Regions from separate parts of the Homo sapiens genome. Here all the other regions are linked to region 5. A link is a loop called in an ENCODE intact Hi-C map of the cell type or tissue named here. Cell type or tissue: PC-9. All regions are shown on one strand. Region 1 has its middle 9.3 kb from the start of ATG5. Region 2 overlaps PDSS2 (decaprenyl diphosphate synthase subunit 2). Region 3 overlaps PDSS2 (decaprenyl diphosphate synthase subunit 2). Region 4 has its middle 17 kb from the start of BEND3. Region 5 holds the start of LOC124901367 (a long non-coding RNA gene).

What was found. Hi-C counts contacts between places; a loop is a spot of excess contacts. Peaks named below come from ENCODE experiments on the same cell type or tissue, not always from the same donor. Only the 100,000 strongest peaks of a DNase experiment are listed, where the experiment ranks them.
Region 1: it touches region 5 in a loop (9-fold over the local background); 3 of 110 quality-filtered maps call a loop at or near these places.
Region 2: a loop joins it to region 5, with 9 times the contacts of the local background. A loop is called at or near these places in 4 of 110 quality-filtered maps.
Region 3: a loop joins it to region 5, with 18 times the contacts of the local background. A loop is called at or near these places in 28 of 110 quality-filtered maps.
Region 4: a loop joins it to region 5, with 11 times the contacts of the local background. A loop is called at or near these places in 12 of 110 quality-filtered maps.

Annotation. Positions count from the first base shown.
Region 1 is chr6:106,333,016-106,337,015 of GRCh38, reverse strand. No RefSeq gene overlaps it. Among named protein-coding and RNA genes, the nearest start is that of ATG5, 9.3 kb to the right of the region's middle. In PC-9, CTCF peaks have their summits at 1,614 and 1,817; a DNase peak (open chromatin) is centred at 1,785.
Region 2 is chr6:107,176,820-107,180,819 of GRCh38, reverse strand. The region is part of intron 7 of PDSS2 (decaprenyl diphosphate synthase subunit 2); the gene reads left to right. Among named protein-coding and RNA genes, the nearest start is that of BEND3, 63 kb to the right of the region's middle. In PC-9, CTCF peaks have their summits at 1,325 and 1,634; no DNase peak of the experiment used is centred here.
Region 3 is chr6:107,316,285-107,320,284 of GRCh38, reverse strand. All of the region lies in intron 2 of PDSS2 (decaprenyl diphosphate synthase subunit 2), which reads left to right. Among named protein-coding and RNA genes, the nearest start is that of PDSS2, 140 kb to the left of the region's middle. In PC-9, a CTCF peak has its summit at 1,946 (motif pointing left); no DNase peak of the experiment used is centred here.
Region 4 is chr6:107,130,413-107,134,412 of GRCh38, reverse strand. It overlaps the pseudogene RNU6-1299P. Among named protein-coding and RNA genes, the nearest start is that of BEND3, 17 kb to the right of the region's middle. In PC-9, CTCF peaks have their summits at 1,635 and 1,837 (motif pointing left); a DNase peak (open chromatin) is centred at 1,882.
Region 5 is chr6:107,673,783-107,677,782 of GRCh38, reverse strand. It overlaps LOC124901367 (a long non-coding RNA gene), which reads right to left and starts at 2,912. Exons shown (of 2, transcript XR_007059694.1): 1 at 1,422-2,912. RefSeq lists enhancers at 2,162-2,361, 1,895-2,475, 2,476-3,057, 3,955-4,000. In PC-9, CTCF peaks have their summits at 2,161 and 2,365; DNase peaks (open chromatin) are centred at 2,262 and 2,552; H3K4me3 peaks cover 420 bases.

The DNA.
Region 1 (4,000 bases), 1.3 Mb after region 5:
AAAAGTGCCATTTTAGTCAAGACTTTTGCTCCTTCTGAGCTTTTATGACACTTTTTCCCTTGACCACTCCTGCCTTGTGCTTTGCTACATCTCTTGTATAATGCTCTGTTTCCCAGTTTAGGTTGTAAGCAATTCCAAGGCAGATCTGTGACTTAGATCCCTGTATATTTCCCCCCAGCCCTGGGGAAAGGACATTTCTAGCAGAATGAACATGGTAAGCAAAGGCACAGGGATGTGAGGACCGAGCTCAGAGAGAGACCAGGGAGCCAGACAGCTGACGAGAGAGGAGCTGGAAAAGTGGATTCGGGTTAGATTTGGATTTTGTTCTGTAGGCAGTGAAGATTTAGTTTTTATAAAAATAGGGCAGGGGCATAATCAGAACTGTGCTAAAGAAGATTACTCTGGCAGCAGGTTGTAAAATGGATTGGCACAGGGGAGGAGAGGCATACAGTCTAGTGAAGGACATAAAAACAGCAGCTCCTATTTATTGAGAGCTTACTATGTGCCAAGCACTGCGATAAACGTTTTATGTGCATCATTTCACTTAATCCTCACAAGTCCACGAGGCAGGTGCTATCATTTTCCTTATTTTAGCTTGAGGAAAATGGAAAAGTGGAGGCTTGGAAAAGTTACATAAGAGCTAAGTTCTTGTGCATGCGACCTGTTCAGTTGCACAAGGCCTGGCACCGGCTTTCATGCTCTGCTGTCTCCATCTTGAGATTCTTAATTTTTAAACAAAGGGCCCTCGTTTTCATTTTGCCCTGGGCATCAGAAATTATGTAGCCAGTCCTGGTTAACTCATTTGTCTGTGGCCATATAGGTAATAGATGTCAGAGCAAGAATTTAAGAGTTCATATCTCAACCACTCTGCTCTGCTGCACAAGCCGATGATCCAAATCAAACCAATGAGAGAATGTGAGGGAAAGGGGATGGATTTGAAAGAGAATATGAGGCTGGGCGCGATGGCTCACGCCTGTAATCCCAGCACTTTGGGAGGCCGAGGAGGGCGGATCACGAGGTCAGGAGTTTGAGACCATCCTGGCTAACACAGTGAAACCCCGTCTCTACTAAAAATACAAAAAAAAATTAGCCGGGCGTGGTGATGGGCGCCTGTAGTCCCAGCTACTTGGGAGGCTGAGGCAGGAGAATGGCATGAACCTGGGAGGTGGAGCTTGCAGTGAGCCAAGATCGCGCCACTGCACTCCAGCCTGGGCAACAGAGTGAGACTCTGTCTCAAAAAAAAAAAAAAAAAAAAAAAGAGAATGTGAGTTAATATTCACAAGGTTTAGAAGCCTTTTTTTTTTGGAAATTAAAATAATTTTGTTGTGAGAACGTTTTTAGGATTTCACAAGATCTTTTACAATAACCAGATGTTTCCTACTGGGAAACACTATCTTTACATCTTTTTTTTTTTTTTTTTTTTTTTTTTTTTTTTTTTTTTTTTTTTTTTTTTTTTAGCAGAGTCTAGCTCTGTTGCCCAGGCTGGAGTCCAGTGATGCGATCTCAGCTTACTGCAACCTCTGCCTCCAGGGTTCAAGCAATTCTCCTACCTCAGCCTCCTGAGTAGCTGGGATTACAGGCACACACCACAATGCCCAGCTAATTTGTTTATTTGTAGAGACAGGGTTTTGCCATGTTGGCCAGGCTGCTCTCAAACTCCTGACCTCATGTGATCCACCTGCCTGGGCCTCCCAAAGTGCTGGAATTACATGCGTGAGCCACCGCACCTGGCCTATCTTTACCTCATTGAGGGTGCTGTTGGCTGGCCTTGCTGGCTGGGGAGCTCTGAGCTTTACCTCTGGTAGACAGTGACACCTGTTGACAACAACGCATTATTGCAAGAATCTATTTTACTATTTTAGAAATCAGGCTATTTTTATTTTTACTTTTTTTTTTTAAAGACTTGTCCTTCAGTTTTACACTTCCCAGATTATTTTTCTTTCTGATGTTCATTGAAAAAAACAGACTGAAAAACTGCCTGGCTGATTCATCCTAGACTTTATTAAGAGTTTTTTTTGTTTTTTTTTTTAAGAGACAGTGTCCCACTCTGTTGCCCAGGGTGGAGTGCAGTGGTGCAATCATAGCTCACTGTAGCCACAGACTCCTGGGCTCAAGGAATCTTCCCACTTCGGCCTCCTGAGTATCTAGGATTACAGGCAGGCACCATCATGCCCAGCTAATTTTAAAAATGTTTTGTAGTGATGGGATCTCATTGTGTTGACAAGGCTGGTATCAAACTCCTGATCTCAAGCAATTCTTCTGCCTTGGCCTTTCAAAGTACTGGGACTACAAGCGTGAGCCACCATACTGAGCCTGGAGCTTTTTACAGAAAAAAATTCATATGGAAACAGTAAAAAAATCTGATACAAAGATTTTTTTAAGACAATATTAATTTATAGGATGAAAAATTAGAACACAAATCCATAATAGTTATGAGTGTAGGCCAGGCACGGTGGCTCACGCCTGTAATCGTAGTCCTTTGGGAGGCCAAGGCGGGCGGATCACCAGGTCAGGAGATCGAGACCATCCTGGCTAGCATGGTGAAACCCCGTCTCTACTAAAAATACAAAAAATTAGCTGGGTATGGTGGCGGGCGCATGTAGTCCCAGCTACTCCGGAGGCTGAGGCAGAAGAATGGCATGAACCCGGAAGGCGGAGCTTGCAGTGAGCCGAGATCGCGCCACTGCACTCCAGCCTGGGCGACAGAGCGAGACTCCGTCTCAAAAAAAAAAAAAAAAAATAGTTTTGAGTGTATACGTATCTCTAAATAATATTTGGCATATTTCTTTAATTTAACCCTGTGGAATCCATCTGTGTAGACAGGTAGAGAAGATTCAGTAACTGGAGTTATACATATAGTGTCTTATAACACGCTATTTTTCAATGGAACCCTACATTTTATCTGTAACGGTGATAGAATTGCATACGGTGTTGTAGAGTTCACACGGTAGTCACAGAAAAGCTGCTCCAAATTGTGATTTTTAAAATATATACCGGCGTACCTTCAAGATATTGAGGGTTTGGTTTCAGACCATTGCAATAAAATAAAGAGTGCTAAAAAGTAACACAATTCTTTTGGTTTTCCAATGCGTATAAAAATTAATGTTTATATTATAGGTACTATAAGGTAGTCTATTTAGAGTGCAATAGTATTGTCTAAAAAACAAATGTATATACCTTAATTTAAAAATGGTTTAGCCAGGGATGGTGGCTCACACCTGTAATCCCAACACTTTGGGAGTCTGAGGTGGGAGGATTGCTTGAATCCAGGAGTTCAAGACCAGCCTGAGCCACATAGCAAGACCCCATATCTACAAAAAAATTAAAAGTTAGCCAAGCATAGTGGCATGTCCTTGTGGTCCCAGCTACTTGGAAGGCTAAGGCAGGAGGATCGCTTGAGCCTGGGAGATCAAGGCTACAGTGAGCCATGATTATGCCACTGCACTCCAGCCTAGGCGACAGAGTGAGACCCTGTCTCAAAAAATATATATACTTTATTGCTAAAAATTGCTAACCATCATCTGAGCCTTCAGTAAGTGGTAATCTTTTTGCTGTTAGAGGGTCTTGCCTCAATGCTGATGGTTGCTGACTGATCTGGGTGGTGATTGCTGAAAGTTGGGGTGGCTGCAACAATTTCTTAAAATAAGACAATGAAGATTACCACAGTAATTGGCTCTTCATAAAAGATTTCTCTGTAGCATGTGATGCTGTTTGATAGCATTTTACTCACACTAGAACTTCTTTCAAAATTAGGGTCAATCCTTTCAAACTCTGTTGCTGCTTTATCAGCTAAGTTTATGGAATATTCTACATCCTTGGTTGTCATTTCAACGGTGTTCACAGTATCTTCACCAGGAGTAGATTCTATCTCAAGAAACCATTTTCTTTGTTCACCCATAAGATGTAGCTCCTCATCTGTTAAAATTTTACAATGAGATTGCAGTAATTCAGTCACATCTTCAGGCTCACTTCTAGTTACAGTTATTGCTATTTCTACCAC
Region 2 (4,000 bases), 500 kb after region 5:
GTAAAAGTTTACATTATTTAGCTCATAACAATATTTAGTGGGGCAGTCTCTCCCACTCTTCAATTTACCATTTTGTATTACTGACCCCTAAAAATTACATATCTACATAATATCTAATATTTATCAGGAAGCTAAGTCAGGCTTAGATCGTTGATGAAGACCAGTTCTTGACGGTAAGCATGGAATGGTGTCTTGAGTTTGCTCACCATTGCACCGTGAAAGCCTACTACAGCACCTGGTGCAGGATAGGTACCCAATAAATATTTGTTGACTGACTGTCGAATGAATGAATGAATGATGACCCAAGATACTGCGCGTTTTTGCCTAACCTCTGTTCTTCTAATTCATAAGGAATATTTAATTCCACCTTTGTTCCTCTTATATCCCCCCAAGTATATTTTTAATCAAATGATTACATCCTCAATGCCTCTCACCCCCTGGGTTGAGGCAGAGAGATTCAATTGGGGTAATCTTTTGAGTCTTATCTGGAAAGCTAACTAGAAATGCCCTTCAGGCTGGCTCTGCGGGTGGATGCTCTGCACTGTGGGATAGCTGGATTCAATTATTGCTCCCAGTTTGTGGTGTCAGAAGCCACCTGTGCACCAGGAGAGCCTGTATGTCTTTATGTCGAAGATAGAGCCCTCTGTCCCTATAGAAAAGCCTGTTTAGTCCATTAAAACTGTTTTAAAGTGGATCTGAAGGGAACACTATCTCTTTCCTTGTCATAAAATATAGTGGAGAGGCATGGGTTTCCCAAAATTATGGTTTTTGAGTGAAAAGAGAGGCACCTCTGTATAGATACTGAACGTAGTTTTAGTAAGTTAGAAGATATCGTTACCTAGATTCATATTTCCACAGTCATACACTAATCCTGCTGTCGGATTTTGTGTTGAATTAAGAATTTTTGTGATTTGAAGCTGTTTGAGCCATCAGAAAGCTGTAGTTGATTCAGTTGGTACATCTGAAGCCATTCCTCTATATTTCCTATGCAGTGTCTCCAAGCACTACTCAGCCTCCCCACTTACCACATCAGAGTATTGATCCCTGATAATGTACTTAACCATCTTTCCTGAAATAACAAGGTGGCTATGTCCCTCAGTTTTCAAACAGAATTACTTAGGTAACAGTAGAGATCATGGGACCTGCAGCATAGCTCAGTGAAGTGTGAAATGTTACTAAAGATTGTAGGTGAGTAGATTCTGTCCTTTTCCCCCGAGTCCTTGACATTCTGGCTTGATGAAAGATCTTAGCTAAGGCCGGATGCTGTGGCTCACTCCTGTAAGAAGGCCGAGGCGGGCGAATCACGAGGCCAGGAGTTTGAGACCAGCCTGACCAACATGGTGAAACCCCGTCTCTACTAAAAATACAATAATTAGCTAGGCGTAATGGCGGGCACCTATAATCCCAGCTATTCAGGAGGCAGAGGCAGGAGAATCGCTTGAACCCGGGAGGCAGAGGCAGCAGTGAGCTGAGATCACACCACTGCACTCCAGCCTGGGCAACAATGTGAAACTCCATCTAAAAAAAAAAAGAAGAAGAAGGATCTTAACTAAATCATAATAAAACCAAAGCTGTACCTCTGAAGATTGATTAGTGTGTAGCGCAATGGTGCCCCCTGTGGAAGATCTCCCTATCCTGGATCTAAGAAGATTATGCTAACCTGTATCTTTAATTGATTCCTAAGATTTGTGTGCAGCTGTCAGAAAAATGGGTAGACCTTTCTATGTGCTGTACTTTCTTTAAGATGCATGCCATTGTATGCGTGCTTTGCAGCGTACACTGTTTAAGACACACACTAAACACCTTAATCAAATGGTTCTATCGAATTCTGTGAATCCCCTCTTTTTATAGAGAAGAGCTCAAATAACCTAACAGTGTCCACACAATTATCTCACAGGGTCAAGATTCTACTCAGGTCTGCTGACTTCACAATGTGTATTCTCTTTTGTTATTTGTTTTTTTTAAGAGACAGGGTTTCACTATGTTGGCCAGGCTGGCCTCGAACTCCTGTCCTCAAGTGATCCGCCCACCTCAGCCTCCCAAAGTGCTGGGATTACAGATGTGAGCCACTTCGCCCAGCAGCAGTGTGTATTCTTTACCACCATCCTGCTTCTCAAAGTGCTTTAGACATACTACAAAAAGTTGTTGTTGTATTCAGGCTCTGATCTTGCAAGCATCCAGAAAACGGTGTGTATTAGTCTATAATCTAACATAATTCTGGTCTCAGAAATGTGATTGTCTAATAAATGACTGTGCTAGGATTTATGTTTGCTGAACCAGTGTAATAATTATTGTGACTTTAAGCTGATAAGCATGCTTCACTTTTGAAAAGAAAGTTTTATAGATAATAACCATTTAAAACAAACTCTGATCATCATTCTCTTGAAAGAGGCACAATCTAAGTTAACAAATACACCTTCCATAACACCATAGCGTAGAGACCTCCTACATTTGGAAGAGCTGTTAATCTTGCAGATATGATTACACTTACATGGCACAGAGTAAATATACATTCTTCACCTCATACATTGGCCCCCACACTGATGCAACCTACCTAGAAGACGTGGCTGAAGCCTACATTTATTTCATTAATAAATGTAGATAGAATTTCTCTGTCGTTTGAGGTGCTTTCTTGTGAAATTATAAATGTGTTTTAAACTCATCTTATATCAGGATGTATTTTAGGATGCTAGGAATCTAGGATCACATGGATGATGATAGTGGTAGTTTGGGGCAAGTGGTCCCTAGGTATCAGCATCCAAATACTAAAGCACATGAAAATTGGAACATGAGAAGGATATAAGAAATGTATAAGTAAGATAGGGATTCAAGTAAAATAACAGAAACCGAAACTCACTCTTAACATAGTTTATATATTCCTCAAATACCCCCAGGACTATTTGATTCCTACATGATGTGAATGCTCTCATCCCACAGTATTCTTTTTAATTAAATAACCAGCTTAGTATTTGTCATGAGATTACAGAGCTTACTATTTATTGATTCACTCCTAAAAAAGCTACAGGCAAGAGTGGCTCATTGCTGCAGTCTACAGCCTATGACATGTTTTGCTTGTTGAATTTCTATTACAGAGTTTGCTAAAAAGCTTTACAGTCCCAGTTTTGCTTTTGAATTTCAATGTGTAGAATTAAGTTTCTCTTTGGAATATGATACTAAAATTAAAAATTAACTTTGAATCAGAATATGGATAAATCCATGATTATTTATAAATCACCAAATATTCCTTTGGAAGACATGACAACCAAGAGGCAGTGATTGCTTTTCCTGTGAAATTAATCCTAAATGTAATATAATTCTATATTACTAACCTCAAATGCCAAACCTATCAAATGTTGATGCAAGTTTATAAATTAAGAATTACAGGCTGCGCATGGTGGCTCACGCCTGTAATCCCAGCAATTTGGGAAGCCAAGGCGGGCGGATCACCTGGGATCAGGAGTTTGAGTTTGAGACCAGCCTGACCAACATGGCAAAACCCCGTCTCTACTAAAAATACAAAAATTAGCCAGGCACAGTGGCACATGCCTGTAATCTCAGCTACTCGGGAGGCTGAGGCACAAGAATCACTTGAACCCGAGAGGCAGAGGTTGCAGTGAGCCAAGATTGCAACACTGCACTCCAGCCTGAGTGAGAGTGAGACCCTGTCTCCCAAAAAAAAAAAAAAAAAGAATTACATTACGTGTTTCAGCAGATACATGTAAAGAAAATAGAAAAAAAAAAAAGAATTACTTCGTCCATTTTGTCTCATTTAATTACATTTTGAGAGCAGGCATGTCTGCTCATACCCTGAAATGCAGGTTTTTTTGGTTTTTTTTTGAGACAGGGTCTCACTCTGTCATCCAAATTGACCTTCACTCCTTGACATAGCAAGCACTACTTTGTCTCAGTTCTTCTCTGCCATTCTGTCAACAATTAGGTCAATTTTAAGTGTACCAGTAAAATTATTTAAACTATATATAAATACCTCTAAACCATATAA
Region 3 (4,000 bases), 360 kb after region 5:
TTGCAAATAATGATGTAATGGATTTTTTTGAGGCTGTACGTGAGAACCAACAAACTGCGACGCAAAACAAGTTTCCACCCCTTTTTTCCAAAGCTATAGTTAATCACTTGAACACTATCCAATATAGTAGAAAGCTGGCAGACTTTTCTTTGCAGCAGGCTATGTAAAAATGTTTATAATTTACAGCTTATTATGCCATGCAAACGACTGTGTTCCCAATGAAGGCGAGTGAGAAAATATGGCTGTTAAATTACTTAACTCCTCTTTGTTACTTGTTTTCTGGCAACAGTGGAAGGATACTTTGCACTTAAAATGCATTTCTGTATTTAATTTTATACCATTCAACTCAGAACTTTAAAAAATAGGGATTTGCTTTTTTATCTCTCTCTATAGATAGACCAGACCAATTTAAATTTAACAAAAACAGTAAGCTGAAAAATCAGAATTGTCAGGGAATGAAAATGTAATAATACAAAATTATTAGGGTTTAATTCAATTTAGGGCTTTAACTTTGCAAAACCTTTGTTACTGACACGTCTGCAACGGTTTATAGGCAGCTTGTTATTTTCAAAGGTACTTTATGCAAACTTTGTTTTATATTGTCTGCAGCGCTTTGGCTGAAAGTTGATCTTCCTCAAAAACAATTAGAGGGGTAGGCAAGGTAACTTGGACCTCTCTGTTATCTGTTGAATATATTCATCCATTTTAGGTCTTTCCTTAGCATTTTCTAATTTTATCAATGCCCTTATTAAATTCATAAGGCCCCTAACGTCAGGTACCACGTTGTCTTTTGTGGTTGCCATTCTTTCTGTGCCTGGTATACTACTACAAGTTTATAGTCAATCAGAACACCCCAGATCATGACCTCTATTTGCGTGGGAACGTAGCAAAAGCTGGTTTTTAGGTACTGTACCTTCAATGAAGGAAGTTCTGAGGAAGGCAAGTAAAAACACTACAGCTGGTGTTTAAAAGTTTATATAGTGTGTTTTCCTTCTAATTCTTCAGCTTTAAATGTGGGGAGTAGGGGAAACTTTCTATTTGGTTTACACTCCCTGAAGGTATAAGAGAAGAAACATTTATATTTAAATATTTAAAACATTCAAAAAACATGTTTAATTTTTCCACTTTCCGATTTTAGAATTAATTTAGAAACCAGGGACTCTGTAGTACTTGACCAGTTCTTAGTAATTGCACATTCTTTTTTCCATAGCACAAATAATCAGATACTGAGTGTGTGTGTAGTGTGTGTGTGTGTGTATGTGTGTGTGTGTGTGTGTATATATATATATTTTCTTTTTTAACATAGTCTCACTCTGTCACCCAGGCTGGAGTGCAATGGCACAATCTCGGCTCACTGCAACCTCTGTCTCCTGGGTTCAAGTGATTCTCCTGCCTCAGCCTCCCAAGTAGCTGGGATTACAGGCGCCTGCCACCAGGCCCAGCTAATTTTTTGTGTTTTTAGTAGAGATGGGGTTTCACCATGTTGCCTAGGCTGGTTTTGAACTCCTGAGCTCAGGCAATCCACCCACCTTGGCCTCCCAAAGTGCTGAGAATTACAGGCGTGAGCCACCGTGCCCGGCCGATGAACTGAGTATATTTAAATGGGAATTTTTGTGCACCTGCAACTCATGTTTTTAAGAAATAATGGATTGCTAGCTATCTCAGAGAAAATAAGATTATGTCACTATCAAGGCATTATCATTTTTATTGTCTTCTTCAGGGAACTTTTTGGTATATAAGGAAAATTTTTTCATTTTCTACTTCAGATCTTTTTTTTTTAAGCTAACCATTACAACAGACTTATAGGTCATCTCTGATTGTGTCAAAGTAAAAAATTGAATAAAACAATTTGTTCTGTTTTCATAGTTGCTTCTTTTTTGAGTAAACAGAGACCTGGGATCTTCTGGAGCTCAGCCCTCTGGGTGGGAGGATGGGTGCCTAGCACTGCTCTCCGCTGACCTCTTCTGGTCTCCTGTTAGAGCTGTTGTTGAAGTAGATAGCTACTTCCTCTTAGACTGCCTTGGTGAAAGAAGCGGGGCGGTCAAGGAGAAGTGGAGGGAAATTAGCCAGTATATACTTCATTATGATAACCTCCCCACCTGTTTACCGCTCAGGATTCCTTTTGTTATTCTCCCACCCCTGTTTAAAAAAGCGTCTTTACCAGGCACTTTATATATAAAATCATCATTATATGATTTTCCATTTTATTAGATACACTTGTAACTGCCAATCTGAGCTTCTGATGACCACAAGATAACCACTGTCGCATCTTATTAATGAGTACAAAATTAAAGAAAATTAAAAATTTTGTTAACAGATGTTACTTTATCTGGGGGGAGGGGGAATACATTGCTTTCCTTCGACATTTTGGAAAGGGAAAATTACTCACCTCTGTGAAGAACTTGTTACCTACTGTAAATAACCCTTAAAGATCTGCGTACCCCAAACTGGGGACCACTAATCTAACAGTACCATCAAGCAGTAAAGTGCTCACATTATTTTTTGCTGTAGAAATGGTGACCATTACTAATTTGGTGCCATTTTCAAACGGTAAAAGGTGATCTGCATGTTATTGTTATAAATTATGAATATTATATTGGGAGCTTTTATTTTTATCCATAGAATAAGGAGTTGGAGATGTAACCCAAAGCCCTGATGGTGTCCAGTGACAGAATTCCACTTTGTTCCTAAAACTGGGAGGTCAGGCACGGTTGTAATCTATATGCTGTCTTTGCAGAACACATGGTCATCAAACCTAAAATTCAGACAGCTTTACATTTTGAGATAAAATAGGCTCATCACATACAGAAGAAGCCTTTATTTCTGGGAGCTACATTAAAGTCTGTAGTTCATACTATTCCCTCATCACTCTGGGGCTCTCCCTGGCCCCCTCCCATTTTGTGCCCTCTCAGTTTATCACACTTCATCTCTTGTCACACCTTTGTCTCATGTTTCCTCCACATCTGGTTGTGCTTTTTTTCTGTTATTACTGAACATCATCTAATAATACCTAAACCATTTAAACCCTCTGGAATAGGGCAGAGGTGAGAGCAAATGAATAAACTGAAGATCTTAGAGCAGTGGAAAGAAAGAGACGCACTGACAAAATGGCTGCTCTGACACTGCTGCGAGGTGCCGTGGAGGAGAGGTTGGCCATACTCCTCTGTCTCCACTCTCAGCAGGCTCGTTCTTGGTTTGTTCCTTGAGATTCATAATTACATGTAGTATTGAAATGAACGTAGAGCAGTAGTGACCAGCATGGGGCCTAGTTGCTTTTACTTTTTCTGCAGTTCAACAATATAACTTGTTTTTGTATTATGATTGACATCTTATGATTATCTGTACCTTTTGTGACGTCTGGTTACCAGAAGCTTTTTCTGGTAGAAGAAAAGCAAAATTCAAAGCCAGGAATAATACTGCAACCATTTATACAAAGTTTTATGTGCACAATATGTGCAAAGCTATAGATGTAGTATATGTTTTGTTTTTTAAAAAAGCTTTGGAGTCTATACATTTTTTGTTCATTAAATGAAAAATGTTGGTAGGTTAAATACTGCTGAATTAAAACACTGTTGAGGAAGGGAGAACGGCAGTCACTTAAAAAGCTAAATCAGAGTAGATATATAGGGCCTGTTTAAAAAGGCCCAATATTCACGAAAAAAAGAAATCTGTTATACTAAAAGAGGAAAATGAGTATTACTATCATGCTGTCATGATGCTACTCTAAATGCCTCAAAACCACCTAACAATCCATTCAGGAATCTGCCATATTGTAGACCATAGCCATATATAATAGCTGTACTAGAATATAATGGCATTTACATTTAAAAAAAAAAGCAACCTTTTGTAAGTATCTGATTACACCTGAGCTATACTGGATACCATAGCAAAAGAATTAAACCAATCCGTCCTCTGCTGTCTAAAAGTTTATTATATTTTACAGATGTTTTGAGAGTAGACACACATACTAGACATATAAGATACCAGAAAAATTAAAGTG
Region 4 (4,000 bases), 540 kb after region 5:
TTTTTTTTTTTTTTTTTGAGGCAGGGTATCAGTCTGTCTCCCAGGCTGGAGTGCAGTGGTGTGATCATGGCTCACTGCAGCCTCGACCTCCCAGGCTCAAGCAATCCTCCCACCTCAGCCTCCCGAGTAGCTGGGACTACAGGCACACACCACCACACCCAGCAAATTTTTGTAAGTTTTTGTAGAGAAGAGGTTTCGCCATGTTGCCCAGGCTGGTCTCAAATTCCTGGGCTAAAGCAGTCTTCTCACCTCAGCCTCCCAAAGTGCTAGGATTACGTGTGTGAGCCACCATGGCCAGCCTTCATTTTTTCTTTGTCTATTTTGGGTTTTTTTGAGAGAGTCTCACTCTGTTGCTCAGGCTAAAGTGCAATGGCATGATCATAGCTCACTACAGCCTTGACCTCTTGGGCTCAAGCAACCCTCACACCTCAGCCACCTGAGTAGCTGGGACTACAGGTATGTACGCCCATGCCCAGCTAATTTGTGTAATCTTTGTAGAGATGGGGTCTCACTTTATTGTCCAGGCAGGTCTTGAACTCCTGAGCTCAGGTGTTCCTCCAGCTTCAGCCTCCCAAAGTGCTGGTATTACAGGTGTGAGCCACCATGCCCAGCCTGAAAATTTCAGTAATATAATAAACTGGGCTGAGTGCGGTGGCTCACGCCTATAATACCAACACTTTGGGAGGCCGAGCAGTGTGGATTGTTTGGGGTCAGGAGTTTGAGACCAGCCTGGCCAACATGGCACCACTGCACTCCAGCCTGGTGACAGAACAAGACTTTGATTCAAAAACAACAACAAAAAAGAAAACAGGATGTTTAGCCGGGTGCGGTGGCTCATGCCTGTAATCCCAGCCCTTTGGGAGGCCGAGGTGGGTGGATCACCTGAGTTCGGGAGTTCGAGATGAGCCTGACCAACATGGAGAAACCCCGTCTCTACTAAAAAAAACCCCGTTTCTACTAAACGGGGTTTTAGTAGAAACCCCGTCTCTACTAAAAATAGAAAAAAAAAAAATAGCCAGGCAGTAGTGGTGCATGTCTGTAATCCCAGCTACTCGGGAGGCTGAGGAAGGAGAATTGCTTGAACCCGGGAGGCAGAGGTTGCAATGAGCCAAGATTGCACCACTGCACTCCAGTCTGGGTGACAGAGTGAGACCTGTCTCAAAAAATAAATAAACTCAAGCTATGAGGGGGGTGTGTGTGTGTGTGTGTGTGTGTGTGTGTTTATTGGTTTTCTTAATTTTTTTTTTTTTGCAAAGTTAAATAAAAGTGTCATCCTTGTGCAGAGGCCATGCTAATCTCTGCATCATTCCAGTTTTAGTATATGTGCTGCCAAAGCGAGCATTCTGTATATGTGTGTATAAATATTTTATATATATAATATGTATATGTATAATTAGCACAAAATAATTAGTACAATGTCTAATTTAATATTCTTTGGCCTTTAGTTTACTAAGAGAGTACTTTCATCAATTATTGGTTATAAATTAATACAGTAAATCCTATTGTAATTATAATTGTAATTGTAATTATAACTGAGATCCAAATAAATCAGTCATATGAAATGGAAGGTTACAATTTCTTGCAGGGTTAACAACAAAATGACCATTGTGGGTCAGTCTAGCTAGCTGTGAGGAATTTGGGAGCTAACTGCCCTATCTAAATTCATGCCAGGTCAGGCACAGCAGTTCAGGCTTGTAATCTCAGCACTTTGGGAGGCTGAGGCGGGTGGATCGCTTGAGCCCAGGGGTCTAAGACCAGCCTGGGCAGCATAACAATACCCTGTCTCTACCAAAAAATTTTTAAATAAATCAAAAATAAATTCATGCCAGACTCAGTTGTGATTTGATGCCACCTGGTGGTGGTGGTCGGCCCCAAGTTAAATATTAATGGGGACAATTTTTTTTTTTTTGGAGACGGAATTTCACTCTTGTTACCCAACCTGGAGTGCAATGGCGTGATCCCGGCTCACTGCAACCTCCACCTCCCAGGTTCAAGCGATTCTTCTGCCTCAGCCTCCCAAGTAGCTGGGATTACAGGCACGCACCACCAAGCTTGGCTAATTTTGTGGGGTTTTTTTAGTAGAGACAGGGTTTCTCCATGTTGGTCAGGCTAGTCTCAAACTCCCGAACTCAGGTGATCTACCCACCTCGGCCTCCCAAAGGGCTGGGATTACAGGCATGAGCCACCGCACCTGGCTAAACATCCTGTTTTCTTTGTTGTTGTTTTTGAATCAGAGTCTTGTTCTGTCACCAGGCTGGAGTGCAGTGGTGCGATCTCGGCTCACTGCAACCTCCGCCTACCCAGTTCAAGCGATTCTTCTGTCTCAGCCTCCAGAGTAGCTAGGACTACAGGCACACACCACCATGCCCAGGTAATTTTGTATTTTTAGTAGCGACAGGGTTTCACCATATTGGCCAGGCTGGTCTTGAACTCCTGACCTTGTGATCTGCTCTCCTCGGCCTCCCAAACTGCTGAGATTATAGGTGTGAGCCACCATGCCCGGCCTACTGGGGACAATTCTGAGTGCAGAAGCTGCAGGATAACATTAGCGATTTGGGAAATGTCCCAGTTAGTTGGCCAGATTCAGCTGGGAGAATAATTAGGACGAGATTTACCCCTCACCTCTTCTCTCTCTGAAACAAGTTCACATGCCTTTTCCCTATCTTTATGGCCTTGGCCTCCTCTCTAAGACCTCCCTCTACCTGCCCTGTTTAGGGGCTAGGCAGGGAATGGGAGCCAGCTGTCAATTCTGCATCATATCTAAAATTATATTTTTGGCCGGGCACGGTGGCTCACGCCTGTAATCCCAGCACTTTGGGAGGCCAAGGGGGGCAGATCACCTGAGGTTAGGAGTTCAAGACCAGCTTGGCCAAAATGGTGAAACCTGTCTCTACTAAAAAAACAAAAATTAGCTAGGCATGGTGCTGGGCACCTGCAGTCCCAGCTACTGGGGAGGCTGATGCAGGAGAATCACTTGAACCCAGGAGGCGGAGGTTATAGGGAGCCGAGATTGCACCACTGCTCTCCAGTCTGGCGACAGAGCAAGACTCCATCTCAAAAGAAAAAAAACAAATTTTATTTTTGGCCGGGTACAGTAGCTCATGCGTGTAATCCCAGCACTTTGAAAGGCCAAGGTAGGGGTATCACTTGAACCCAGGAGTTTGAGACCAGCCTGGGCAACATAGTGAGACTGTCTCTACAAAAAATCAAAAAATTAGCCAGGCATGGCGGTGTGTGCCTATAGTCCCAGCTACTCAGGAGGCTGAGGTGGGAGTATCATTTGAGCCCAGGAGGTGAAGCTGTAGTGAGCCATGATCACACCACCATACTCCAGCCTGGGTGACAGAGCAAGACACGGTCTCAAAAATAAATAAATAAAATGAAATCATATTTTTGATGAGGGCATTATCATGGGGTTTTATTGTGCTTATCAAGGAGCTCTTGAATGCTTAGAATATAGTAGCACTGTATTTTTTATTTTAGAGCTTTTGTGTACTCCATTTGTTTTGGTTGGCTATAAGAAGCCATTATTGGGCCGAGCACAGTGGCCAACACTTTGAAAGGCCAAGTTGGGCGGATCATTTGAGGGCAGGGGTTCAAGACCAGCCTGGCCAACATGATGAAACCCCGTCTCTACTAAAAATACAAAAATTAGCTGGGCATGGTGGCACGCTCCTGTAGTCCCAGCTACTCAGGAGGCTGAGGCAGGAGGAACACTTAAGCCCAGGAGACAGAGATTGCAGTGAGCCAAGATTACGCCACTGCACTCCAGTCTGGGCGACAGAGCAAGACTCTGTCTAAAAAAAAAAAAAAAAAAAAAGCCATTGTTAGGCTAAGACTAATTGAAATTCAAGCAGAAAAAAAAAAAAGGTAAACATGCAAAGGTGAGAAATCCATCCAGAGGCTGTTTACCCTATTGCATCAATGCCATGAAATTTTATTTTATTTTATTTATTTTTTTTTGAGATGGAGTCTCTCTCTGTCGCCCAGGCTGGAGTGC
Region 5 (4,000 bases):
GAAGGACACTGCTCTGATATTATTCCCAAAAAACCATAAACACATTCTATTCATGAGAAAAACATCAGGCAAACTCAAAATTGAGAAACATTCCATAAAATACCTAACCAATATGCCTCAAAAGTGTCAAGGTCATGAAAAAGAAAGAAGGAAAAACTGTCATAGACCAGGGGAGACTAAGAAGATATGATGACTAAACAGAATGGGATATCCTAGATGGGATCCTGGGGCAGAAAAGGAACATTAGCGGAAGAACTAGTGAAATCTGAATAAACTCTAGAGTTTAGTGAATATTGATACATCAGTTTTGGTTTCTTAGTTTTGACATGGGTACCATGTTCTATAATTGTTAACAATGGAGGACACTGGGTGAGGGGTCTATGGCAACTCTATGTACTATCTTTGCAAGTTCTTAAAATAAATTTAAAATTATTTAAAAATAAAACATTTATGCCAAAAAATTTCCCTTGAAGTCAGGACAAGTAGGATGACCTCAAGATGCTAACTGACAGTGTAACAAAACAAAAAGAAACAAAATATATCAGGATTAAAAAGGAAAAGCTGAAATGTGCATTATTCAATATCATTGTTTACACAGAAAATCCAAAACAATAAACAAACCATTAGAACTGATAAGGCTTCAGTCAATTTCTATCAACACACACACACACACACACACACACACACACACAAATATTTACCTACATAACAGCAACAATAACAAAATGTATTTTTAAAGATTCCATTACAATAGCATGAAAAAGCTTATAATTTATCTAGAAATTAATTGAACATAAGATGCCCAAAGCCTTTACACAGAAACTTAAAAGGTTTCTTTGAAACACACAAAAAAGAAATCGAATAAACGGAAAGATACACCATGTTCATGGATGGAAAAACTTTATATCACAAAGATGACACTTTTCCACAAATTAATATAAACAGTAAAATTACAATCAAAATCCCATCAGAGTTTTTCATAATATACTTTCCAGGTAGTTTATTTCCACCAAGAAACAGGCCACATGAAAAGCTCCACAGAGCAATGACCAGTAGCAGCAGCCTCATCTCTTCTTTGCCAACATCCCAGCATGATGGGGCCTGTGCCTTAGTCCCCACTCACTCCAAAGGTGATGAGTGGGATGAATTTCAAAGCCAGGTGAGTTCTATTTTTTTTTTTTTTTAAAGCAGAGCAATGGAGAAAATTGGTTCCTGCTACTTCTATTGCTCAGGGACCAAAGCCTCTTCCTCTCTGGGATCTGTCCAGCCAGGACATAATAAATAACCCCACCAGTGGAAAAAACACTTTCATTTGATTCCATGAGTTTATAAATCAGTATGTTACTCAGTTATCCCCTGACTTCATCTAATATTTTTCTCCATCACTCCAGGGGGGATAGTGTCCGGCAGGAAAAACTTACATTCTGAAATGTGTGTTTCATCTTCTTCCAGTATGGAAAAGCGGGCTCAGTGAAGAGGGAAGAGCGAGCATCCACTGCCAGCTTTCCAGTTGGACACGAGCCATGCAAAGGCATCCAGGAAGAATCTAGTTGGAAGATGACTCTATCAGGCTGGATCGGAACTTGATGGCTGGCAGCTCACACGGAGACTGCACATGACCCGCTCGGAAGAGTCAGCCATCCGTTTGTGCTTCAGTGTCTGTTCCTCTAGTCAGAAGGAAGCTCTAGGACACAGCTTGGGCCAAAAGATAAGCCCCAACAATCGCACCCACGTGTGTATAGTACCTCATAGTTTGCAAATTACCTGATCTCATTTGACCCACATAAGAAGCCTGTGGATATCGTCGTTTGAAAGATGGGAAACATGCTATTTTACAGATGGGGATGCAAACCCAGACTTCAAATTCACACCTAGCGCGCAGGCAAGCCAGAACTCATATCCAATTTTTTAAAAAGGAGTGTCCTGAACTACTCCGTCTTCATACACCTCCTACATCATTGCTTTGTGTGGTGTTATCCCCAAATCTCCACCTGCATCCAGCTCTTCAAGCTGCAGTTCAGGCTTGGTTGAGGTGTCCGGCGGCGGCAATTTTACCCAACTGAAAGCAGAGAGAGGCATGTGGCTGGTCCGCAGGCAAGGCAGAGAGGGGTCTTTTGGTATCGTAATCATCAGGCCCCCACTAATAAGAAAAGCAGTCTCTGCAAACTAGGAACTTCAAAGAGCAACCAGCAACACCCTCTCAGCGTGCTGCGGCTCCTCCTGGGCCTGCTCGCAGAGCCATCCCCTGGCCAGCCCGCTGCTGACACCTTGTGGCCGACAAACAGAGTTCTTGCCCATTTCCTCTCAGAATTACGTCAAGCAAGGTGGCTGAGTGCTAGGAACCAGGCCCACCTCCTATTGTTCTTCCCGGGTTCCCCGACAGCCCCCTCCTCGGACGCCCAGGGCTTCAGGGTGGCTTAGTGTCAGGGCTGCTTAGGGGCCTGTGTGACCCTCAGTGGATGTCCGCTGAGTTTCCTCAGGACCCAGGCTGCCCAGCCCCTGCCAAGCCACGGTGGCAGTCACAGGGCCCTCTAGGTGGCACCTGCTGCCCAAGGCAGGAACCAGCACACACAATGCTCACCAAAAGACTGGCAGGTGAAATAAGGTTTTGCTCATAAAAGCGGGCATGAGCCAGATGCCTGAACATTGTTCTACTTTGGGGCCCTATATCTGCCACCATAAAGTGTGGGTGTCAGAGGGGTCAGAGGACACCCTGCTGGAAATAGAGCTTGTGGCAAACAGCCTCTGGGGACAGCCATTGAGGCAAATGACACCTTGGAGGCATAAATCACCCTAGGGACTTGTTCTGTTGTCAGTGGAAAAACAATTCAAATTCTAAGGAGACACTAATGGCAGCAGAGGGAGAGGGTGCCCCGTGTCTGCATGCCTACGCTTTGAGAAAAGGGATCTAACTAAATAGTAGAGAGTCTTGTTACTATTTTTTTTTTTAATTAAAAAAAATTTTTGAGACAAGACCCAGCTCTATCATCCAGGCTGGAGTGCAGTGGCACAATCTCGGCTCACTGCAACCTCCGCCTCCCAGGCTCAAGTGATCCTCCCACCTTAGCCTCCCGACAGCTAGGATTACAGATGTGAGACACCGTGCCCAGCTAATTTTTGTATTTTTTGTAGAGATGGGGTTTCACCATGTTGTCCAGCTTGGTCTTAAACTCTTGACCTCAAGGGATCTGCCCACCTCAGCCTCCCAAAGTGCTAGGATTACAGGTGTGAGCCACCATGTTAAGCCTTGTTATTATTTTAAAATGTGGTATTCAATGATTTTCGTTCAAGGCATTGTTAATATTCCAAACAATGATCATCACTGTGACTGTGATGAGCTTAATTAGATTAATAAAAATTTAAGATAGTTCTATCTGAAAGCACCAGGATCTCCCATTACATTGAGTAGTCAAGAGTCTGAAAGCAGCCCTCTGTTAATTAATCTCCAGCCCTCTGTTTCCCCACCTATAAAATGTTTGAACAAATTTGTATTTCTCGAAGTGTGGTTTGTGAACATGAATGCCTCAGAATCACACAGTCTTATTAAAAGATGCAGATTATAAGATCACTAATCTGAGGTCTGGGGATCTGCAATTTAACCCATTCTTCAAGTAATTCTTATGCACACGTATTTGAGAATCATTAAAGTGATGCAGGGCCTAAGATCTATTGAGACCTATTATGCACCAGGCACTGACAAGAGGTCTTTTCTCTTGAAGAGCCCACAGTCTTGTTGAGAAGATAGACAAGTGAATAAAAAGGTCCAGTAACTTACAAATGCTGTGAGGGAAAGGAGGAGAGAGTGGGTGACTGCCTGGGGGCATCATCTCTTCTGCTACCATTCCAATGTTTGTCTCCTCAAAACTCATGTTGAAATTCATGCCCCAATATAACAGCACTGTGAGGTGTGGCCTTTGAGAGCTGATTGGGTGGTGAGCGCTCTGCCCTCATGAATGGACTAATGGTCATCACAGGAGTAGGTCAGTTATCGCAAGAGCCA